Linked DNA regions of Homo sapiens: region 2 is linked to region 1. A link is an interaction called in ENCODE POLR2A ChIA-PET data of the cell type or tissue named here. Cell type or tissue: PC-3. All regions are shown on one strand. Links, peaks and the distances in the headings refer to the core of each region. The heading gives the core; the rest is flanking DNA. Region 1 overlaps MIR924HG (MIR924 host gene). Region 2 has its middle 680 kb from the start of MIR924.

Region 1 (2,922 bases), core at 279-2,778:
ACAGAGTCCTTGATCTTATAGAATGTTTATGCCAGTAAAATAGACAAATGTTGTCAACCACACAAACCGATGTAAAACTGTAACATTGATAATACTCTAAAGTTGAAGTGCTTGATTTCATGAGTTGTAGGAGTATTTGTCTGATCGCAATCAGGAAAGTTAGAGACACTTTTCCGAAGAAATGGCAATTGAACAGTTATGAAGATAATGACTGATGACAGAGAAAAACATTTCATGTTGGTGGTATAAGATGTGCCAACATTGAGATACAAGGGAGGTTTAGGCATGGAGCTTTAAAGGAGCAGGAGAAGACTACAGACTCCGAAACAGAAAAAGTGGGATAGATTCAACTGTTCAATAAAGCTGAAGAGGAACTCCTAAAGTTGATACCGTCATACCAGGCCTTGAAGGCCAAGTTGCAAGATGCCACATAGAGTTTAAAAACAATGAGATTAGAGTGATTTTAAACATAAAGAGAATATGATACAAATTTTCCTTTTGAAAATACGATTGTCTAGTATATGGAGAAGTCAAGGTGGAAAAGAGAAAAACACAGGTAGAACAGTAAAGTGGCTAATATAAAAGTCTTAGACCAAAAAAAAAAAAAAAAGATCTGGACAAAAGTGGTAGGTGTATGAAGAGAAATAAGGGGGATAAAAGAATATTTAATGATATGGGTATCAAACATACCTCTTTAGTGTCAGAGTTACTCCTAGTTTCAAGATTACATAAATTTGGAGAGGTAAGAAATCATATGATTTTTATCTAATTTAGTTTTAACCATATTGAGTTTAAAATGTCTTTGAAATATTTAGGAGGAGATGGCAGGTGAGAAGACTATTGGACACACATTTGGGGTTAGAGAGATATATGTCTTCACCTGAAGATATATATGTGAGTTATCTTATAATTCTTAATTATAGTTACCATATTATAAAATAACTACTAATTTCAATAGAGAAATTGACTAACTTCCTAAGACAGGCAGCCATGAGTGATAAGAGAAACAAGCAGAGGATTCAAGCTTTCAGAATTTGAAAAACTTTGTGGACTATGAGTCCCAGGCTTCCCCATTAAACTGTGGATCCAGGTCTAGGAGGGCCTAATACTGAATTAAAAGCAGAATCCAGATGACTGGATAAAAGGTGCATGAGAATTTGAATAACTATAATAGTTTTTCTTGTAACTAAAGTTGTTTATATTCCCTATATATTTGTCTGTATAGATTGAAACTTTGAAATTTAACTCTTGACTTTATCTGACAATCAAGATAATCACAGATCATGTGTTAATTTTATACTTTTTTGTCTATAAATAAAGCTGGTAAATATATTATTAACAATGTTGCTCAATGTCCCTTATAGAAAAACTCCTATAACAAATATTTCTCATAGCTTTTTCTTTTTTGCACTTAATCCTGAATGTTTCTGATAAGGAAACTCACCTTTCTTTCTAATAGTCAGGTCATTCTTTCCCTCAAACTAAACTTCTCATATTGTTTTTAAAATGTAAACTTCATTTCTTTAGCTTCCTGCATCTCTGCTTACTTTGTCCATGTTTGTATTTATTTCCATCAGATATCTAGGCTCTCAACCACCACAGTATCTTTGCGCCTTCAAACCAACTTAATTATGTAAGTCTTTCTTTTCTGTCCTTTTTCTGGATTCTATCACTTGCCTGTATCCTCTCCCATCATTGCCATTGGGCACTCCAGCAGCTCAGATCTTCCCATTCTCATTATTCTTTTTCAAAGGTGGGTTCTTTTTCAACATCCAGGGGTTCAGAGATAGACCCAACATTGTAAAGATAAACTTGTGATCCGTCTGTGAACTAAACAGAGTGGTTGTCCAAAGCTTTGTGGGAAAATGGAAAAGTAGACCGCAATAAATATTCTCATTCTTCAGTTTTCTTATAGTTCAGGTTGAGTATAGGGTATTGTTTAGTCCAATATTCCTCTTTTCCAACTTGAAAATAAGCAACCGTCTTTATGAAAGGTACTATAATTAAGATAATGAAGGAGAGGTAGGAAATGTCACTGCTGTCTAATAGAAGTCCATCCTCTCCTTCTTGTCACACTTCTAAATGTTCTAGTCCATCCCTTCTCATTTGCTCTTTCTCTTCTTACCTTTCCTATAAATCAAAACTATGATAATACCAATATATTTGTCTAGATTTTTATTCAAATTGTCATAATGTCAGTATATTTGTATTAACCTTATTTGTTGCTTTGAACACTTGCATAAACTCAACATAGCACATGTGTGTGTCTCTACCCCTTTCGAAGATTTAAACATCTTCATTCAAATCTCCCTTGACATCTAGTACTAGGAAAGGCTGATAATTGATCCATAAAACCATTGTTAAATAATTATGTTAGAGTAAAAATGACTTCTGCTCTAACATTTCAATACATATCTGCACGTATTGAATATGGGAGAAATACATAACTTTTAGTTTGGATATGATATAGCTTAATGCTTAGCAATTCAATACAGTAAAAAATTATCCCAAAACACATGCATTTCACAATGTAAAGGAAGGAGGAAGCCTAGATTATAGTTGGCTGTAATATAGGATGGAACAGAGTTTGCCTTGGGGAAGTGGTATGACTGTTCACTGAAAGGTTTCTACCTTTCACTGGAGAACTTGTTAAAGTTCCTGATGGGAGTGGAAATGTTTTAGGCGTAAGCAAATACAAAGGCACAGAGAATAAAAAGTATGTGCTGTGTCCAAAAGCCTATGAGTAGCAGGAGATTAAAAACGGGCTGCTAAGGACAAGAGAATGAGGTTAAAAAGCTAGCTAGGCACCAGCATGGAGAGCATATAATGCCACCTAAGTAGAGTGACCCTTACACTGAGGTGTCTGGAATGGCTAATGCCTATTGTCATTAATAGCTACCTCCAGTCTCTCAAAAGTGTGTG
Region 2 (2,922 bases), core at 120-2,619, 280 kb before region 1:
TTTATATTCCATCAATTCTCATTGACACCATATGTATTTCACATCATTACTTTTTTGTCTGCCTTGGTAGTTCAAAGGAATCAAATTTGTGAAAAACTCTTGTTACCTTTCCTGAAGGTTAAGATGTGAGATAATGGCAAAGATAAAATTTTAAATGCCTTCCCTACAAGAACAATAAGAGAAGAATAAACCGAGCTACTTGAAAATTTTTTTATTAGTGCATAGGGCTGGTCTGGATAGTCACCTCTGTGCCCCCATCTCTTTTCACCCATCTCTTTCTAAAAAGGTAAGGTCAGGTTTATCTGGAACTTGTCTTCTCCTTCAGACTCCATCCACAATACCACCTGGAAGAGAGCCCTGTAGAAAGCATTTATGGAAATATAGAAAATAGAGTTCAGCCCTTTCCTGGTCTGTGAAATCAAGAGACACTCAAGAGGAATTGAGATTACTGAGTTTCTGCTAATTGCTAAGGATCCTCAGGGTCAACAACCTGTCACCTTTCAATGCACAACTAACCTCCAATAAGGGTAGTGTTGAATAAATTAGTTAGGACATATGCCCAGGAGGGGAATAAGAACAGCAGAGTATCCTGTCCAGGAAGGAAGCATTTTTACCATGTTCAGCATAACCTTATAAGCGTGGTGGGAAAAGCCTTTGTTATTTGAGCCCATAAAAGTCTGTGGCCTCCTCTCTGGAAACATTACTTCCTCTACCTCTCAAATGCCAGTTTTAAAATTTTATTCCTTTGCCTACCGTGTTTCTGAAATGAACCCCCACCCCCCACCCCCAATGTTGTTGACTTTACTTCTACTTATTATTCTTTACTGACCAGGTGCCAACTCTTCTGAGAAGCCTCTGTGAACTGCTTCTCAACAGGATTAGCCACTTTATTTTTCTCACCTCCTCCCTTAATGGCATTTCCATTATTGCTGGCATTTTGCTGTAATTTAATTATTATTGTCTAGGTCTTTTGCCTCCTCTCTTCAGCATCTGCCTCTCAACATCAAACTAAGAGTTTCTTGAGGCTAAGTCTCCAATCTTTCATCTTCCCATCCTGGAAAATCTGAGCTACTGGTGTGCAGTAAAGCCAAATGTGTGCAAACAGAAGTGATGAAATTCAGAATTATTTGAATGATTTTCTTAAATCAGCAAAGAGAACAAACTTTTGCAGATGCCCTGTGTGATAAGAAGCACACTCATTCAACAAGTTTAGAACATCCATTTAATCCTGCTCTTTTCTTGCTAATATTCAAATTTCTTTAGTTGACTTGTATTTCAGGACCTTGTTGAAAAAATAACAATATTCTAGATTCTAGAGTCTAGAAAAGTAGGATCAACCTTTGACATATATCAGAATTGAGGGACTAAGTGGCTAAGTTGGCTGGACTTCCTGGGTCAACAGGGACTTCCCCAGGGGGACTTTCCCCTAAGCCAAAATGAGTCATAGCTGCAAGGTACGGGATTGAAACTTCACCCAATCAACAGGGACTTTCCCCTAAGCCAAAATGAGTCATAGCTGCAAGCGAAGGGATTAAAACTTCAACCAATGAAAGGGGACTTTCCCCTAAACCAAAATGAGTCATAGCTGCAAGCTAAGGGATTGAAATTTCAAGCAATCAAAGGGGACTTTCTTCTAAGCCAAAATGAGTCACAGCTGCAAACTAAGGCATTGAAACTTCAACCAATCATATAGGGAGTTTAAGCTCTAGCTGCAGCCTGATGTTTTTAACCAAGCAGGCCCACCAACCCACAAGCGGATAGAAAATAAGCTAATCCTACAGGACAGGAAAAGGAAAAGGGGAGGAGTCATAAGGGGACATAAGCCTAAGACACCCAAGCCAGAAACGGCAGCCATTCCGGATCCCCATGGAAGCTTTACTTTCTCTTTTGCTTTACTTTCGCTTTTGCTTTACTTCCGCTTTTGCTTTACTTTCGCTTTTGCTTTACTTTCACTTTCGCTTTAATAAATCTTGCCGCAGCACACTCTTTGGGTCTGCGCGTTTCTCTAATCGAGCTATAACATTAGCCGCTGTGGTCCAGGGCTTCATTCCTTGAAGCCCGTGAGACCATGAATCCTTCAATTGAGAAAAACCTTCAATAGGAAGACTTCTCATCTCAGAATCTTCTAGGGGAGATTGTTAAAGCTCAAGTTGTTGGGCCCAACCCTAGAGATTCTGATTCAGTAGTTTGGGGTTAGGGTCTGAGAATTTCAGGTGATGTATTCAGGTGACGCAACTGACAGTGATGCTGCCTGTCCTGGGACTGTGCGCTGAAAGCCACTGCTCTACAGTGCAATTAGCTGCAGTTTAGAGTTAGAGAAGGACATTCGAACTGTGCTTCATTTCTAGGCAGAGGCTGGAGATTTTCCTTCACAGCTCACGCTTTGGCTTGGCAATAATCTCAATCATTGTGTCATTTTGCTAGGACTCAGCAGGGGTGAGGGAGGCAAACTGCTAATATAGTGGAAAAGGGTCTGCATTTTGTTAACCTTGTGTAAGTGAAGTTCACAAAAGATTTGTCTTCTTAGGCATTCTTTTCTTGGACTTCTTCAATCAACCCCAATGCACGTGATTATAACAGAAAGGCTCCTGGTGGATCCTTTTGTAACATGTAACATCATTCTTTTAAAGCAAATAAGGGGCCATTAGACAGAGATAGTTTGTACCAGAAGCTCTTAGTTAAGCAAACTGAAACTTAACTTGGAGTCATTTCCTGTAATTGACTTACAGAAATAAAACAAAAGAACTTCAAAACAAAACAAAAGAGCTTCCACCAATAACAAACATTCAAACAGCCAATTGGTTATAAAATTAGGAGCTTTTGATCAGACCAGACCAGACCCAAATAAGACAAATGCCTAGCTACAGCCAGCCAGGAATTACTTTACTTCTGCGTTCAGCCTGTGAAAACTTGCTGGAACAA

The links. Peaks named below come from ENCODE experiments on the same cell type or tissue, not always from the same donor. Only the 100,000 strongest peaks of a DNase experiment are listed, where the experiment ranks them.
Region 2: POLR2A ChIA-PET joins it to region 1 with 5 read pairs; 2 of 35 experiments call an interaction of 5 or more read pairs at or near these places.

Annotation. Positions count from the first base shown.
Region 1 is chr18:39,219,334-39,222,255 of GRCh38, forward strand. The region is part of intron 3 of MIR924HG (MIR924 host gene); the gene reads right to left. Among named protein-coding and RNA genes, the nearest start is that of MIR924, 400 kb to the right of the region's middle. In PC-3, for the core only: no CTCF peak of the experiment used is centred there; no DNase peak of the experiment used is centred there.
Region 2 is chr18:38,939,510-38,942,431 of GRCh38, forward strand. No RefSeq gene overlaps it. Among named protein-coding and RNA genes, the nearest start is that of MIR924, 680 kb to the right of the region's middle. RefSeq lists enhancers at 880-2,079, 1,330-1,739, 1,790-1,979. In PC-3, for the core only: no CTCF peak of the experiment used is centred there; a DNase peak (open chromatin) is centred at 1,512; H3K27ac peaks cover 1,850 bases.